2 separate regions of the Mus musculus genome follow, and region 1 is linked to region 2. A link is a loop called in an ENCODE intact Hi-C map of the cell type or tissue named here. Cell type or tissue: gastrocnemius. All regions are shown on one strand. Each heading gives the region's core, and the rest is flanking DNA. Links, peaks and the distances in the headings are about the cores only. Region 1 holds the start of Prkx (protein kinase, X-linked). Region 2 holds the start of Tbl1x (transducin (beta)-like 1 X-linked).

Region 1 (9,060 bases), core at 799-8,798, 280 kb after region 2:
AAAAAAGTGATGATACTACTACTAACAAGTTTGCTCTTGGGCTCTGTGTGTAGCAGCTCAGTGGCTGGTTACCTAGCATGCATGAGGCACTGGGTTCCAGTCCAACCCCCCAAATAATAGATATAATAATAATAAGTGGGTTATTACTGTGGCTATTATTATTACTATTCCCCTCACATTCTAACCCTAGCCTTGGAAAGGAAAATATAAACAGAAGAGTGGACTGGAAACACAACCCAGATAATTCCTGAAGGAGCCAAGTATCAGGTACAGCAGTGTGTCATTAGCTTGGATGGCCTCCCACAGGAAGAGCCAATCTACTAAGCCATAAGCACCCTATCAACAGAATTACAAGCTCTGTATCACTGAGTTCCACCCTCAGCCTCAGGGAGAAATCTTTTTAAAATAAAGGAAGTGTGATGGCATGGTGGTTATTTCAGATAGGAAATAAAACTAAAAGTAGGATATTTAAGTGTAGTATGCATGAAGCCCAGGACACAATCCCAAGCTTTGCATAAATTCAGCCTAGTAGGGTAGGCTTTAATCCTAGCACTTCTAAAGTAAGGCAGAAGGATTAACAGCGGTTTGAGGGCAGCCTGGAATACACAGTGAGTTCCAGGAAAGCTTGAGCTACTCTGGGAGACTCTGGAAAGAAAAAGGGAGGACAGAGGAGACTTAAGAGAGACTAGGAGATTTTCTTAATGTGAGTGAGGCTCTATATTCAACACCCAGCACTTCAAAAATAAAATTAAATGAAAATGTCAATACAGAGAACGCCTAAGGATGCATAAGTCCTCAAGAGAATGAAGGTGCTGTCCTTAGTGTGTGGTTAGACTAAGACTAGAGCATCCAGGCTCTAAACGAGATTGAAGCAAGAAGCTTTGGCCTGCGTGACTGAAGCTGTGACTTCCTGCTCTCCTTTTGGGTGATGTCCTTGTAGGAAAATCATCCTGAAACTCACTCTAGGACCACCAGTGGCTCAGGACAAGTGCCTTTCAGAGGGAGAGAGAGAGGGAGAGGGAGAGGGAGAGGGAGAGGGAGAGGGGAGAGGGGAGAGGGGGCAGGGGCAGGGGGCATGGGGGAGGGAGGGAGGGAGGGAGGGAGGGAGGGAGAGAGAGAGAGAGAGAGAGAGAGAGAGAGAGAGAGAGAGAGTGTGATTTATCACCCTTGGTGATTCAGGATGAGGATGCTAAGGGCTGAGCAGGAAATGGACAGATACACAGACAAGGTTTAGGGGTTGAGAAGGAGGACAGGACAGGTTCTTTATACTATCAGGAGAAAACAGTCAAGAAAAGAAACCTGAAAGAATATATCAAGACAGTGAGCAATTCAAGATGGCTGCCTTGGATGGGTTTCTAGATGGTTTAGTTAAGAAGGTCCAGGGTGGGTGGCATTCAAATGGCAAAGGTTACGTGCTATTCAAGATAGCATACATAGCTTCAAGGCAAAATGGCACAGGTTAGGTGGAATTTAAGATGGCTCAGGGTGGGTGGGGTTCAAGATGGCCCAGATAGGTTCAGTCAGGATGACATAGAACAGAAGACATCCAAGGTGGCACAAAGTGGGTAGGCTCACCTGTTATCCTTTGTCCAAGGGTGGAAATATGAGGTACAGGTCCATCAGCCCCCTACTCCCCATCTCCTGCAGGCCTCAAAGAAGACCCTCCCAACCATGTCCTGCTTCTGGGTGTTCCAGACATCCTGTGGTCATATCCCTCCAACCCATGATCCTTTAGTTTCGGTTGGAGTGGATGCCTGGTTTGAATGACAGTGAAGCCCCATCTCATAAACCACAATGAATTAGAAGGTAGCACTCAGGGAAGTGATGACATGGTGGGAGGCATTGTGCACAGCATTCCACCTTTAGGGACTTTGCAAAAGAACAGCCAAGTGTACTATGGGTGATTACAATCTCTCCTCTGCACAATGGGACTGGTCTAGAAAGAGGCAGAGGCTGGCCTTGTACAATGTGGGTGTGTATATACAGAGTGTATATCTGCATATTCATGAATGTTAATGCAACTCCCACAGCCTACACCATTACTAATGACTAGGGTTGTATGGTGGTGAGAGTGGGCCTTCCAGGGGAGATGACTTCATGGAGGCAAAAGCAGGACATAGTTGCTCTCCTTACATCAATAGGGATGAACGCTGGTGACTTGGCAATATTAATGGGTAATTGATTTCCCTTTTAAGCACTCTGGGTCCCCACCCATGCACAGGATTCTTCTTCCTCAATGATCTGGACTTCAAGTGTCTCCTAGATAGTTCTAAATTTGTATTAATGTCACTATGGACTACCAGATGGCCTCAATGTATCTCAGATGCCAACTCCCCCATCCCCCACAGGACCCTCAGTAATTCCTCTCTAGTGTAAAAGACACTAGCCTGTAGTGATCTGTCAGAGCATCTGACAGCTGCTCATGTGACTCTTCATCTAAGGAGGATGTTCCCATCCAGACAGACTGGAGATCTTCTGCCCTTGTAAGACTGAAGATTTAGTACTGGCTTTCCATAAGGCAGCAGGCCATGGAAGCACTGAAAAGTAAACTGAGGCACAGGACTCAAGAGATCACAGCTGAGTACAGGGAAACAAGACTACATTAGACCTGCTGGACAGAGGGGGCCTGTTCAGCAAATTTAGATATGAGATTCACTGAATTACAAGCACTCTGTCCACTGAGCTACAGGCACTCTACCCACTTAATTCTACCCACTGAATGCAAGCATTGTACTGAGCTACAAGCACTCTACCCACTGAGCTATAAATACTCTGTCTACTGAGTCACATGTACTGTAATCACAAGCAGTCTCCCCATCCCAACTAAGCTATAAACATTATCTCAACTAAGCTATAAACACTGTATCCACTGAATCACATCCCCAGCCTGAAATGTTCTCTACTTGAGTCTCCTAATGAATGGAGAAATGAGCTTTAGGTCAGAGACAAAAGCATCAACACTTATTTCCTGGAGAACGCAGTGTGTGCTGGGGACTAGGGACGCAGGAGTTGTCTTTGTGTGTGAGTATGTGTATGTGTGTGTGTGTGTGTGTGAGAGAGAGAGAGAGAGAGAGAGAGAGAGAGAGAGTACGGAGGTGCTCCATGTTAATTTGGGTGGTATGTACTTGTTAGGCACCTGCAGTTCAAGACCTGGTCTACACAGCAAGTACCTGGACAGCCAGAGCTACACATGGAGGCCCTGTCTCAAACACCCACAAAACTCCGTTGGTCATAGACACCATCTAAATTTATGTGAGGGCTCAGTGAAGAGAGCGCTTATAGCTCAGTTATGTGTGTATATATATGAAAGGATGAGTAGGGGAGAGGGGAGGCTGATGTGTGTGCCCAGGTCCTTCTAAAAGATTCCGAGGGAACAGGGTCATGGTAAGGAAAAGGTGAAGAAGTTGGAGGACTTCAGGACAAGGACGCTCCCAAGATGTCCCATGAGGTCTATTCTAGGGACACAGTGGGGCAGTAAGAGGGCTCAGCAGACCAATAGGCTTGTTGCCAAGTCTAAGGACTTCAGTTTGATACCATGGACTTACTTGGCAAAACAACAGACTTCTAAAAGTTGAACCTTGACCCCACACTTGTGCTGCCCCCTCCCCTCGTTCACACAGTAAATAAGTAAATTTTAAAATTAACAAAAGAGCCAGGTGTGGTGGCACAGATATTTAATCCTAACATTTTGGGAGGCAGAGGCAGGCACATCTCTAGGAGTTAGTGACCCAGAGCTATGGAGAGAGTCCTTGTTTTCAAAAACAAACAAACAGACAAACAAACAAACAAACACAAAAAAGGACGAAGAAGAAGGAAAGAAAAAAGGAAGGAAGGAGAGAAGAACCAGCTAAGGTGCCGAGATGGGGCGTGGAGGGAGAGGGCAAGGAAGACAGACAGAAAGAAAAGGGTGGAGAACCAGTTGAGGTGCCAAGTGCCTGTGAATGAGTCCCTGAAGTCTCAGCACTGGGAAAGCTAAGACAGGAGGATTGTCTGGCATCTCCAGTCAGCTTAGGCTATGCAGTGACTTTCAGGTCAATGTCTCAAACATATAGAGGGCAGTCCCCATTCCCAGCACCCCATAACCAATCTGTGGTGGAGTGGGGCTCGGTTCCCAGCACTCAGAAAGAGGGGGAGGCGGAGAATGTGTAGTTTAAGGTCATCCTGGCTACACAGTGATGGAAAGGCCAGCCTAGAATACAACATGATACATAAATAAACGACATTCATTCAAGCAGCTCAGTTTCCCTCAAAAGTCAATCAAAAGCCAAGATGCAGCGAGTGTCAGCCAGCCTCCAAGAGGGAACCAGGATCAAACTTGCAAGCCCTTTTACCCACACACATTTTTTTTTTAACATCTCACCTGCTCAGCTGAGAAAGTGTTTATTGCCCCTCATCCTGGTCCTGAACCCTGACTTGACTTCCACACCAGGGTGAACACAGAAGCCTCTAGAATCTCTGCTCACAGCTGATCGGAGGACGCCAATCCCTCCCTCTGTCCTTCCTCCATCCTCCCGGAACACTTTCCTAATCATCAACACACCAGGCACAACTGTCCTAGTGACCAAGTTTGCTGAGAAGCCCGGGACTCCTGGGCTTCAGACTTGAGAAGCTGGCGCCCATGATTCGCAAGATCCTAGCCTCCCTCCCCAGTACTCCGGCACGTTTGGGGATCTACCGGCTTCCCTAGCAACTTTCGGGGTCACGAGGGTACCAAGTTTGAGCCACTAAAGAAAAAACGAGACCCAGGCACACAATAGATGCTGGGAAAACGTCCCCGAAGGGTCCCTTGGGGGTCACGCGTCCCTTCGAGTCCCGCCAGGGGTCTACAGTGCGGAGGCTGGATGCGATCCCGAGAAATCCTGGGCATGAGCGGGTGCGCAAGCGCCAGGGAGGCCGGGCGTGGTGTCCCAAGGGTGGCTAGCACCCCAGTAGGGAGCCTCCGAGTCCCTAAGGTGAAGTCACCCTCCTGAAAGCTCTGTGACGTGGGGCTGCCCCGTTTCCGGAGGCCCAGTAATGAGAGTGTGGGAGACAGAAATCTGAGGGTCGCTCCCAAGCCGCGTCCCCACACATAAGTTCTTACTCAGTTCTCACTCACCCACGGTGGCTATGGTGTCCCAATCTTGTAACGAGTGCCCCGCCTTCTGTGACGATGTCCTGGGTTTGGGGTCCGCGGCGGGCGCCGAGACCTTGGTCTTCACGGGGTCATGGTCTGGATCTTTTACGGTCGCCGCGGCACCAGCGGGCGGCTCCATGGGGCGGGGGACGCACGGTGTGACAGCGGCGCAATGGCAGTCTGTGCATCAGCAGTGGGCTCGCACGGGTGTTCCGGAGCCCGCGGCCGAGAGGACAATGGAAGCAAACTCAGCGGGTCTCAGAGCGATGGGAGGGGCTCATGGAAGTCGCCCGAGGGCTCCACGGACGCGCGTGGGGTCCGCGGGACCGGAGCCAACCGCAACCCTCTTCATTCCCGGCGGAAGCCGGCTGGGCGGCGACCGGCTTGTGACGGCGGGGGAGTGGGGTGTCTGGATGACGCGAGGGGGAAGAGCCTTCATCTCGCTCCGCCTTGTTGCGTAACCGACGGGGAGGAGCCCGGCGTTGGCCCAACCCTGCCTATTGTTACTCACCCGCGGGGCCCACGCCCATGGGATGTACCTGCACCAAAGTAAAAGTAATGGAGGGGGCTGCACTGGGGCCACGGGGTCCAGCTTGACACACACACACGCACGCACACCATGGGTCTCTCTCTCTCTCTCTCTCTCTCTCTCTCACACACACACACACACACACACACACACACACACACACACACACACACACCGCATGCCTGGTTCCTCCCCCTTGGCAGGAAGCGGGAAGGAAGAGGTGCAGGAACTTCCGGCTGCTGCTTGGATATTTACCAGCAGAGCCTTAGCAGTGGGTAAAGGCACCAGAAGGAGTCCGGGTTGGGCAGGGTTTCTCGGTTTCTCCTTAATCTCAGGGGATTGAACTCCTGGTGTTCTGTAGTCCCCGAGTGCCGCCCTCCCGAAAGCCCGGGCTCTCAGTGGCCCTGCAGCACCTGCTGATCCTGAGCCCTGGGGCTCCTGAGTAGACCGGGTTTCCAGGGACTTGTTATGCGGCTTCAAACAGGCCTGGGCTCGTAGGCAGTGCTGAGAACTGGGTGCTTCACAGACCGCAGCCACCACCTGCAAGGTGAGGGCGGTGTTTCCCTGAGCCTGGAATGCAAAGAATGTGGTCTCCCGGCTGCTCAGTGCATGCTCACTGCACTGCACCGCTCCTAGCTTTGAGGCACTGGGTCCTAGAAGACACAGGGCCAATAGGGCCCCAAGTCAGGAATGAAGTGGGGACCATCCATTCGGAACCAGTTGCCCCGATGATGCCCGTAGGTGGCAAGTACACTGACCTTGGCAACAAGAAAGTCTGCTGGCTGCTTTATTTATTATTATTTTTTTTTATTGTTTCACATTGAGAACATTTTCTCATTCAATAAACACATGCTAGGACCTGATACTCCACTAGTCAGAATGCACAGAGCCTGCTATTATTTTGAGTTTGGTTACACTATGACAAAACTGTAGCCTGATCCCAGACCTTAGTAGACCCCCAGACTTTATACAGCTGACTCCATGATGGAAGTATCATTCAGGTTATAACACTCAAAATGAAGACAGCGCCACCTACCAAAACTAAAAGACTAGTCCATCAAAGCCCTTAGTTCTGGGAAAGTTTCTAAATCTACTAAGCTTGCATTTTGGTTTCTGTAGTTCCACTTCTGGCTAATTGTTCTTGTTAAAACATGTCAACCTAGAACATAGTTTCTGTTTTAAAAGCTCACCCTGAGAAAGGCTTAGGGTACACTTGGAACCCAAGTACCCAAATGTAGTCTCTGGCTGGCTAATAAAGAATTTCTATTGCCTCAAACCCATGTCCATGCAGTCTTTGGTAAACATCTCAACAACAAAAAGCATTTATTCAACTCTGCAAACATTGATCTTCTGATGAGACAGATACTCTATGAGAATGGGTGCTCTAGCAATTAGGATCTGAGTTCGAATCTCTAAGCCCACATGAAGCATATATACATGTGCCTAAGGCAGGAGGATGGCCAGAATTGTTCCAGTGTGCTCCTCTGCCCACCTTCTTCTGCATGTGCACATTACCACTCACCCTAGGGTCTGCCATTGCCCTAACAGGTATCATCCTCCAGAAACCCAGGGTGATGTCAGGCAGAGCACCCAGGGAGTGCTGCAGACTCAGTATCTAGGGCTGCTCCACTGTGACTGTGATTTCTCCTCCCCCTCATCACATAGTGGGTCTCTTTTTTCATGCTTTGCTCTCTGCAGTCTTGTTTTGTTCCCACATAGCCATCACTTAGTCCCCACAATCTTGTGGACTCAGGCCTCTTGAATTGGGTGCTCTGCTGACATCATGGGCTTGATGATTGCTGATCACATGGCTTCAGGGCCTCAGAGGGTGGAGCTGGGGGGGGTCACAGCACTTGCACATGCACCTGAAAGCAGCATGTGCTTTGGCCTGAAAAAAGGTCATGACCCTGTGCATTATTTATTGGCACCTCAAACTCTGACAGGCAGAGCTGGTTTGTTAAAAACCAACTGTCACTGATAACTGAAGTGAAACTGCCTCAGACACAGCACAAAGGATTCATGGTGGCAAGGAATCTGCTCCTAACAGGTAGAAATACAGAAAAATAAATGAAAGGAAACATGGGCAGTCAAAGGTTGGATATGGGGCTAGGGATGGGGCTCAGTAGGTAGAGTGCTTGTAGTTGAGTATTTGTGACTCATTGAGTAGAGTTCTTCTAGCTCAGAGGGTAGAGCACTGGGAGCTTGTTTGGTAGAGTATTAGACCCAGGATGGCCCAGAGTGAATGACATCCAAGATGACCCAGGGTGGATCAGATCTAAGATGGTGCAGGTTGGGTTGAATCTAAGGGTGGGATCCAAAATGGCACAGAGCAGGTGTGCTACAAGATGGTGCAGGCACTCTTAGGTAGCACACAATGTATGAGGCTTCCTTGTCAGGCCCCAGGGAGGGTTCTTTCAGTCCCTTCCAGATTCTGAGTGACTCATGAGTGGCCCCTTTTCTCCTCATGGGTGGATGGGTTTCTCTTCCCTATCAGTGATTTTCGGGAAAATGCTGCTGCTTTCTACCCTTTGTTCAGTTTCTATATTTGGCAGTGACATTGCAAGTGAGCTTCAGAGGGTTCTTGTTTTCAAATAAAAGTCATGTTCTTTTGCTGTTGGTCAGGGAGTTTGTCACAGCAACAGGCAAGAAATCGAAACACAAGCTACATCAGTGAGGCTGATGTCAAATGCAGGAGTTCTTCAGCCTCAGCTTCTTAAGTGAGGCTGAAGATTCTTAAGATTCCAGATGTGTGCTAGTACACCCACCTGGGTGCTATCTGAAAGCATTAAAAACATCGGGTCTGATGGCTGGGTCTGTAAAGGCACTTGCATCATGCCTAATGGCCTGAGTTCAGTCCTTGGACCCACAAAGCTAAGAGAACTGAACTGATGACTCCCTGCATGCTAGGTATGCACCCTACAAACTGAGCATACTAGCTGGTTTTGTGTGTCAACTTGACACAAGCTAGAGATATCACAGAGAAAGGAGCTTCAGTTGAGGCAATGCCTCCATGAGATCCAGCTGTAAGGCATTTTCTCAATTAGTGATCAAGAGGGGGAGGGCCCAGGTAGCCTTGGGTTCTATAAGAAAGCATGCTAAGCAAACCAGAGGAAGCAATCCAGTGCACAGCATCTTTCTTTGGCCTCTGCATCAGTTCCTGCCTCTAGGCTCCTGCCCTGTGTGTTCCAGTGCTGACTTCTTTTGGTGATGAGCAGCAGTGTGAAAGTGTAAGACGAATAAGCCCTTTCCTCCACAACTTGCTTCTTGGTGTTTTACTGCAGCAATAGAACACTAACTAAGACACTGAGCTACAAGCACATTACTCACTAATCTTCAAGCACCCTATCCACTGAGCTATTGAACACCTTATCCTAGTAGCTATAAGCATTTTTGCCACTGAGCTGTAAGCACTACCTAG
Region 2 (9,060 bases), core at 328-8,327:
CCCAGAGACTTCTGGGGACAGCCTGGGCTCTGTAAAACATTGTCTCAGAGGAAGAAGAAAAGGCAGCAACACTGATCTGCTGGAGAGATGTCTCAGGGGTTACTGACGGCTCTTCCAGAGGACCTTGGTTTGATTTCTGGAGCCCACAGATGGCTCACAACTTTCTCTAACCTACATTCAGAGAATCTGATACTCTTTTCTAGTCTCCACAGGCTTTGTATACATGCGGTGCACAGACATGTAGTCAGACAAAGCACTCATACACATAAAAATAAAGTAAAAATTTAAAAATATTTTAGATGTGGAATAAGAGGAGGAAGAGGAATAATAATAATAATATAATAATAAATAATAATAATCCATCACTGCTATTGCTACCAACCACTAGAGTCATGGCCATCACCAGGCCTAGTGACAGAGTTCTGTAATCTCAGACTATGTGGAAGTCTGAGGCAGATGCATTACAAGTTCAGAGCCTGTCTGAGCAATTTAGTGAGATTGTGTCTTGAAATAAAAGTATACAAAATAACTCTGGCAAAATGGTAAAAAGCACTTGCCTTTAAGCTTGGTAACCTGAATTAGACCCTTCGTCTCTACAGGGTGGAAATTGTGAACGTGTTCTCAACTTTCACACATGAACCCCACGGTGCAGGTGTGTGCACACTGCACACTTGATTATCCTGCCTTCATGGCCCATGTGCAGGTGTGTGCCACTAACTTCTTAGTACCTCAGCTATTCCTTTGCTCAGCAGTTTGTACTATGACGTTGACTTTCTTTGTTTGCATGGCTGTGCCTCAGGCTCTGGCCCTTTCTGTTCACCCAGAATCTCATGCCATCACCAAACAGAGAGTACTTGGTTTTCAAGGATACCTGCTACTCCCTTTCTATTATGATTTTGTTCCCGTGTTTCATTTACATATAACACACACACACATGTGCACTCACACACAAACATGCAAATACACTCATACATAAATATTGCAATATATTTGGGGTTAGGGTTTATCACTCACTGGTAGAGCACTTGTTTAGCCTGCATGGAGCCCAGCAGAAAAGGTATTTTTGGTATTTCTTTCTATTTCTTTTCTGTTGTATAATAGTTATGTTATGTCACAAGATATAATGGTAAAGAGCATTATTTATTTATCCACTTACTTATTTTTTTAGATTGGGTCTCATTGTGTATTACAGGCTGGCCTGGAACTCATTATGTAGACAGGTTAACCACAAACAGTAATCTGTTTGCCTCTGCCTCTGAAGTGTTGCAACTAAAGGTGTGTGCCACCACACTAGGCCAGAGAGCTCCATTAAATTTTTTATTTGCATATATTTGTATGTGCATGAGTGTGAACAACAGATGAGAGGTTTCAGGAATCAGTTCTTTGCTGTTCAAGCCTTTACTGGATGGGTCATCCCCCAGCCCCGTTTTTGTTTCCTATCTATTGCTAATGTAATTATTTTTTACCAAAGCAAGCTTAAGGCTTCTTTGGGGGCTGAGAAGATGGTGCAGCTCTTAAGATCAAGTACTGTTCTTGCAGAGGTTTTATTCTAACACCCACATGGACAGTTCACAACTGCTTATAACTCCAGCTCCAGGGATCCAACACCCTCCTGGCCTCCTCTGGCTTCACATTCATGTGCAGAGACACATGGATACATACTTTAAAAACTAAACAAACCTTTAAAAAAGATCTGTATCTATATCTATCTATCTATCTATCTATAATAAAAATTCTTTATCAGGCCTGGTTTTTACACCTGTTTTCTCTGTTTCCAGCTTCTCTTTCATTGTAAGCAGTATGTTTTACAGACTTCCATAATTTTAATGAAATCCAACTCACTTTTTCCTTTCATGCTTTTGGTATTCTCAAACCATCACTGTTGAGAAAATAGTGTCAGTGCTGCACAAAGAAACACACGGACAAAGTGAAAGCAATTCAGGAAGTTGATTTCTTTTTGCAAAAAGTGCTCACCAAGACTGAAAACACACACACACACACACACACACACACACACACACACAGACAGAGAGAAACAGACAGACACACACACACATATACACACAGTGGACCTTATTTCTCTTTCCTCCCCTTTGTTTCCATGCTTTCTTCCACACCAGCACCTATAGCAAACAGCCAAAGCAGATGAATAGAATACTCTAATTTTCCATTCATGTAGTAGCATTTCAGGAAAAAAATGTCAGGGGGGACTGTTCTTATGTCTTTAGGTCTTACAATGTTTTGGTGGTTCCTATGGCTGTTTACTACAAGCCCTTGACTTAATTTTTTGGATAGGGTCTTGCTAAGTAGTCTAGTCTCATTCTGCCTCAGCCTTCCAAATTTTGGGACTTTCCCCATACCCTCTACCAACTTTCTTTTTTTCCAAAACAAAGCAAAACAAGGGTTATTTATTTATTGTATGTGTACCTTTGAGAATTTATGTGTCCCACATGTATGCAGGAGCCCTAGGAGGACAGAAGAGGGCATAGTATCTCTTGGAATCAGAGTTACAAGTGGAGATGATCTGGCTTGTAGGTGCTAGAAATTGAAACTGAATTCTATGTAGCAAGTGATCTTAACGAAGATGAGCTATCTCTCCAAATCCCTAGTCCTTGACTGTCCAAAAGCAAGAATTGGGATTATTGCTATAATATATCACGCTGGCAAGGTCGAAAATTTAAACTCCCACTCTATTAGTCAGGGGAAGCCTATAATAAAACCTGGTCACTATGCTCCCTTAATGGCAGAAGAGATTTTTTTTTTACCCACTAATTTCCCATACTTTAAAGATGATCATCACTTATCAAGTAACAGATGCATGCAGGAATGCTTTTAACCAACTTCAGTTTGGAATTTTCAAGCACTAATTTGGGCAAGCCGAGCTGAGCAAGCTAGGTGGTTAGGGTTTGCTGCGCAGCTACTCGAGGGTCTGCGGTAGCAAAGAGCTGGCGACCGGGTAAAGCCTGAAGCTGTAATGATGTCAACTTGTTATTTACTTTCCAAATCTGAATGACTGAGCAAGGCGAAAGGAGAATCAATCAACCACAATGTGACCCTACAGGCGGAAAAAACGCAGCGCTACCACCAGCATGCAGTGGGGGAAGGGAAGCACGTGTAAACTGGGCCAGGGTTGCATCACGAGCAGGCTCAGGTTTTCGATTGCACCCTTCATAATACCTCAGCATCAGTCTGCACAAGCTCAGGAGCCCAAGAGCTAAGAAGGGCAGGCTCAAGGGAGCCCTACCAAGTCCTTTGGGGGTGGGGGTGCTTGAATGGCAGCTGATAGCTAATAAGCCTGTGTACTGCTGATTCACAATTATGGAGACTGTGTAAGTGTGGATTTTTTATTGATGCGCTCTAATAACTGTGTACCAACAGTCGTTTGACATATTTGACGTTTCGTAGAAATATTTTGCAAGGTAAATTTGAGGTCCGCCTTTTTGATGGAGAACCGGCCCCTTAAAAACTCGCCCCAGGTTCTCCCCTCCACCCCCAACTACCAGAGCAACAAATGCCTAGTGTTCAAGGAAGGAGCAAGTGAGGTTAGGGTTTAAATTGCGGAGTGTTACTGGGCGCTTAGCACCGAGCTCATTAGAAGCCTAAGGGAGGGGCAAATTGATTTTAAAAATACTCAGCAAGGCAGACACCAAAGGTGCTGAGGAGGAGGGCCGAATATTTATTTAATTGAATTAAAGGCGGGAGTATGGGGGGAAATCGTCACCGATGTGGAAGAGAGGAAGCGCCAGGGCTGGGCCTTACCAGCCTTGGCAACAGAAAACACTTTGCCAGCGCCTGCGGTTTCAGGCCTGGGGGTGGGGATTTACAGATTTGAGGGCCCCAGTACCCTAACATAGTCCTCCATAGTCCCAGCTTATTTGTGCCTTAGTCTTGTGTTAAAGCGTCTCCCCTATGCATTTCTGACTATTGGCCGAGAGGTGTTTTGCAAAGGTCATGGCTGCGCCCGAGTCCTCAATTTTTGCGGTGGGCGTAAAGGCAACTGGGGAGGGGGATGCTTTATGTCGTTAATTTTGAAGAAGATGCGCTTGGAGATGGTGTTACACGAGAACCTTCTAGGCTAGCTGGGCGGCTTCATCTTTTGAGGTGGGGGAGGGTAACACTTTCAGTGGCTTGGGTTACCATTCCCTCTTTAAATCTTCAGGGTGGCCCTTGTTCCCATCCCCCCTCCTCCCGAGCCACCTTGGCGTGAGGGGTGTGGGATTGAGTATCCGTGTAGGGGCCCTGTTCCCCCCTCATTCCTCTCTGAGCCTGGTAGGGGCCTGGTTGGGGCCCAGAGGGCAATGCTCAGGCTTCCCTCCTCCACCTTGGGCTTGGGGCGGGGAGAGGTGGGGGTGGGGAGGCTTTAGGGTGAAGAACTGTGCCGAGATGTAAGTCTTTTCCCTGCCCCCGGGGGGCTGGGTCTGGACTTGGTCCGGGGAAGGGCGGGCCTGGCGTCCTAGCCCTTACTGGGGGGAGGGGCTGCCGCGTGGGGACGCTGCCCCCCCAAGGAGCTCGGGGAGGGGCCGGCGGGCACGCGGTGGGGGAGGGCAGGGCTGTAGAGAGCCTCTTCCAGGTGTCTGGGGAGGGCGGCGCGCTGTCGACCCTCTTGGCACGTCTCCCAGCCTGGGTAGGCTTGCTCGCGTCCGCTCCCAGCGGAGGTCACTGGCCGTGTCGGTCCCTCCCGCCGTCCCGCCCTCTCCCGCCGCCGCCGCTCCCAGCCCAGCCCCCCCCAGTCTCGACGCTCGGGAGCGACAAGCCGCCAGCGCCCCCGCCCCGCCGCCGCTGCAGCGCCCTCCGGCCGCCATTCGCCACCGAAACTTTCCAGCGCTAGCTCTTCTCGTGGACTAGGTGGCGGGCCAGGGGTAGCGCGCGGCTGCTCCGGGGCGCTTGGCCCTCGTCGGCCTCCGCGCGGCCCGGGGTTGGTGACGGTGGACCCGCCAGTACGCTGAGTGCGCGGCCACAAGTTGCACGGCTCGCGGCGAGGTGAGTACACGCCGGGCAGGGGCTCAAACTTCTCGGGCCGAGGGGCGCGGTGGTGACCCCAATCGCGGGCCCTGAAGCTTCAGGAGGGGCAAGTTCCCGTGTGCCCCCCCAACCCCAGGTTGGGCGCGCTCCCTGCACGCCGAACAATACCTCTGGGGCGGCCGCTCCCCGAAGTGGCCGCGCGCGCGGGGGGCGGGAAAGGCCTGGGTGCGCCTTTGTTTTGGGGAGAGGGAAAGGCAAGTTTAGGGACGCTCTGCAGTTCGTCCCAGCATCTCTTTGTCTGAGGCTCCAGAGGGGGTTGGCTGGGCTGACCCGCGTCGCCCTGGGACTTGGGGGCCGCGCGGGATCCCCTTGTGGGGGAGGGGAGCCTCATTCATCCTCGAGGCGCGGGCCGGCGCTCCCGGAACACGGTGGACGCGCGGCGGCGCGCGGGGGATAGTGGCTGGCCCGTTTGTGATCAGTTTCCGAGGCGCAAACTGTCAGGGAAGTCCGGGAGCCCCCTCCCCATACCTACTCCCAGGCCTGGTCTCGGGGACCAGGGTGTGTGTGGGGGGGTGACAACGACGGAGGGCGGCTCCTCTGGCTAGGTGAGGGAGAGGGACCGCCCAGTACGGCCTGGGGAGGGTGTAAACCTGTTGCTTTGGGGCTGGGGAGGGGTTCTCCAGATCTGCACTCACCCACATCCTCGTCTTAGGAATTTCCCTTACGTAGAGAAGGGTGCTGGGAGCAGGAGTTTATGTAGGAGGGGTGCGCCTTTGAACGTCGGTGATCTTCGGGTTTTGTGACAACTTTAGGAGGAGACTACAGGCCCGCTGGTGCTGGATGGGGCCTGGGCTTCACGTGCGTGACCAGTGAGCAATCAGGAGCTTGGGGCTTTTTTTTTTCCCTCTCTCTCTCTTTTTTTCTTTTTCTTTTTTTTTTTCCCCCAGCGTCTGGCGTTCTCAGAGGCCTCCGCACTGTAAATTCCGCAGTTAGGGTCGGCTTGTTTCTTTCTGACCAAGTGTTGTGGGGCAAAACCTAAAACAGCTCCCCTCCCCCTAACCAAAACCTAAGCCATACTGCTAGTGCAAGTGTTTGTTTCTGTTCTGCTTTGGTGTGTGTGCCTTGACCTGACTAGTGTTTTTCTCTGAGCTAGTCCCTGGTTTAACTTAAAAGAGGACACAAGAATACAGGAGGAGGAGTGAGTGCTTTGTCCTACTCCCCCCCCCCCCCAGTCTTGGTTTAGGGTAGCAAATAGGTCTTGGTGAGCCTATGAAATTTACCATTGGTCATTTCTAAAGACACATATCAAGGTATGAAATAGTGTTGAGTGTAGATGGCACTTTTATTTTTAAAGGGATTTCGTGTCCAAGTGTGCTGCAGATTATTTTCATGGCACCACCCACCAGTGTAATTAGTACAACGATGAAAGTCGAAGTTCACTTGATCCACTTATTAAAATGGCCCCCTAAAGCTTTTCAAGCCTTTAATCACACACACACCTGTAGGACAGGCATGGGTGATTTGGGGTGTAAGGCTCTCATTTACCCCAGGATATGTCCTTACTTGGGTCAGAGAATTCCACTTAGGCAGCACTACTAAAAGAAAAAGGAAGATATTTTACTCCTTTTAATGGTATTGGGCAGATACTCATTTCAAGTTTACCTCGGTTTTGCTGTTGGGTTTTGCTATTTTTCTAGGCCCTGGGAGTCACACCAAAGCAAGGCCTTTGAGGGACACTGTGAATGGAAGCTGATTGTCTTCTAGTATGGTGGGTGGGCTACCAGGATCCTTGGGGTGATGATAATTTTCTTTGATGCGGGATTATTGTGGTTTGAATGAGAATGGCCTCCTTAGGCCATTTGAATGCTAGGTCCTCAATTGGTGGAAATGTTTTTGAGAAGGTTTAGAAGTGTGGCCTTTTAAGGTATGTGTATCCTTTTGAGGTTTCAAAGGCCCACACTATTCCCAGTTAGCTCACTCTCTGCCTGTGCTTGCGGATCAGATGTAAGCTCTCATGCTCCAGTGCCATGCCTACCTGCTGCCACAATCCCTGTTACGATGGATAGTCATGGACTCCAACCAGCCCTCTGAAACTATAAGTACTAGTGGGTTCTTCTGTAAGTTGCTATGGTCATGGTGTTTCTTCAAGGCAATAGAAAAATAAACAAGACAATTGGATCAGTTCAGAGAATTATAAACACCTTCAGGTTTTATATATTAATGTCTATAACTTAAGTTTGCTTTAGTAGACAGTATAGGTACCAGAAGTGTGATATAGGACTGTGGAATTGTAAATGGTCCTGAAGCCTGTTTTTTAATGTTCTCATGTATATGTAGATGTGTTTGTGCACTTATGTTTCTGGTTGCATGTGTATATGTATGAAGGAGGTGGATGTCAGAAATTGATATGGGATGTCTTCCTTTAGTTGGTAATTATCTATCCATGTTATTTTTTTCAGATAGGGTTTCTTTCTCATTCAAGTTGAAGCTCACTAATTTGGCTAGACTGACAAGCCCCAAGGATCCTCCTCAGTGTTGGAATCATAGATACAGACTGTAGCACTCACATTTTTACATGGGTTCCCAGGGATTAAATTCAGGTCCTCGATGTACTGATTGAGCTATCTCCTTGAACACCACTTTTTTTTTTTTCGAGACAGGGTTTCTCTGTGTAGCCCTGGCTGTCCTGGAACTAACTCTGTAGACCAGGCTGGCCTCGAACTCAGAATCCACCTGCCTCTGCCTCCCAAGTTCTGGGATTAAAGGCGTGCGCCACCACTGCTCGGCTTTGAACACTAATCAGAGGCTCTATGTTTTTTATTGTTATGGTCACATGGTGAATCTACCTTGTGAGGGCGTTTACTGGGAACCATAACTGAGAAACTGGTTACTTAGAGCATCCAAGCTGCTGTGTCCATTCCAAATGTTTGGAAACAAGAGGATACTATGAAAAAGCCCACCTACTTGACCAGTTGCTGGACCATGGAATTCTGTAATTTTTTTGAGCATCATTTTATGCATTTGCAAAAATCAAAAGGAGGGGCTAATGATGTAGCTCAGTTGCCTAGCAATCAGGGCTTAGCAAAAGAGGCCAGCCCTGAGTTCAGTCCCCATTTGTAGATGTCATTTCAGCGTTGAGAGAAGGTAGAGAGAAAGGTTAGTAACAGGCACAGTTTGGTTGCACAGAGAGGTTGTCTTAGCTATCGTGCCTGAGGCCTTTGGTTCGATCCCCATTCTAGAAAGAAACCAAGCAAAAACTTTGCATTTTATTATGCAAATAAAGAAACAAACTTCACTTTACCAGAATGTCCTGTAATGAAGATTTTAATTTTTTACATTTGATTTATTTATTTGTATGTGCTTGCACACGTAGAAGTCAGGACAAGGTATAGGAGTCATTTCTCTTTTTCCATCTTGTGGGTTTTGGGTGTCAAATTAGGCACCAAATCCCTTACTGGATACACCACATTAAGATGAGGACTTTATAGGCCTTTCTGATATGGATTACAATCGCTGTGTCCATTCTTTAGCCAAGGAAACTGATTTTTTTTTTTGATTTTGGTTTTTTGAGACAGGGTTTCTCTGTATAGCCCTGGCTGTTCTGGAACTCACTTTGTAGACTAGGCTGCCCTCGAACTCAGAAATCTGCCTGCCTCTGCCTCTGCCTCTGTCTCTGCCTCCAGAGTGCTGGGATTAAAGGCCTGCGCCACCACGACCGGCTTGGAAACTGATTCTTAACAGAGGGCAAGTAATGCACTCATACATACATAGGGGAGGGACAGGCATGTGAGTCCCAAAGCCCAGCTCTTAAACTTGGTCTTTCTCCACATTCTTGCCTATCTAGTGTGGATTTTCGCACTTGAAACAAGAGATCTATAAATTCCATTCCCCTTTCCCACCCCTCAGATTTCCATTAAATTTTGATAGGGATCTGTCAATCAGTATTAGTTATTTCTTTCTCATCATCTTGGAAGGCAGATCATGATGTGGGGATTGTTTTCTCCTATAGCTTTGCTACTGAGTCACACATGTATATGTCCTTAGAATTAGCTGAAAACAGCTCTGGTCTATTGGAGTCCATTTTATGGATTCAACAGC

The links. A loop is a pair of places that touch in the nucleus more often than their neighbours do. Peaks named below come from ENCODE experiments on the same cell type or tissue, not always from the same donor. Only the 100,000 strongest peaks of a DNase experiment are listed, where the experiment ranks them.
Region 1: a loop joins it to region 2, with 7 times the contacts of the local background. A loop is called at or near these places in 6 of 42 quality-filtered maps.

The regions. Positions count from the first base shown.
Region 1 is chrX:77,790,453-77,799,512 of GRCm38, forward strand. Prkx (protein kinase, X-linked) reads right to left here and starts at 5,487. Exons shown (of 9, transcript NM_016979.2): 1 at 5,096-5,487. The coding sequence starts at 5,252. In gastrocnemius, for the core only: no CTCF peak of the experiment used is centred there; DNase peaks (open chromatin) are centred at 4,936, 5,562 and 5,832; H3K4me3 peaks cover 2,681 bases; H3K27ac peaks cover 2,100 bases.
Region 2 is chrX:77,506,290-77,515,349 of GRCm38, forward strand. Tbl1x (transducin (beta)-like 1 X-linked) reads left to right here and starts at 4,938. Exons shown (of 16, transcript NM_020601.2): 1 at 4,938-4,980. In gastrocnemius, for the core only: CTCF peaks have their summits at 2,466 (motif pointing right) and 4,631; DNase peaks (open chromatin) are centred at 3,060, 3,771, 4,562, 5,390 and 2 more places; H3K4me3 peaks cover 4,106 bases; H3K27ac peaks cover 3,983 bases.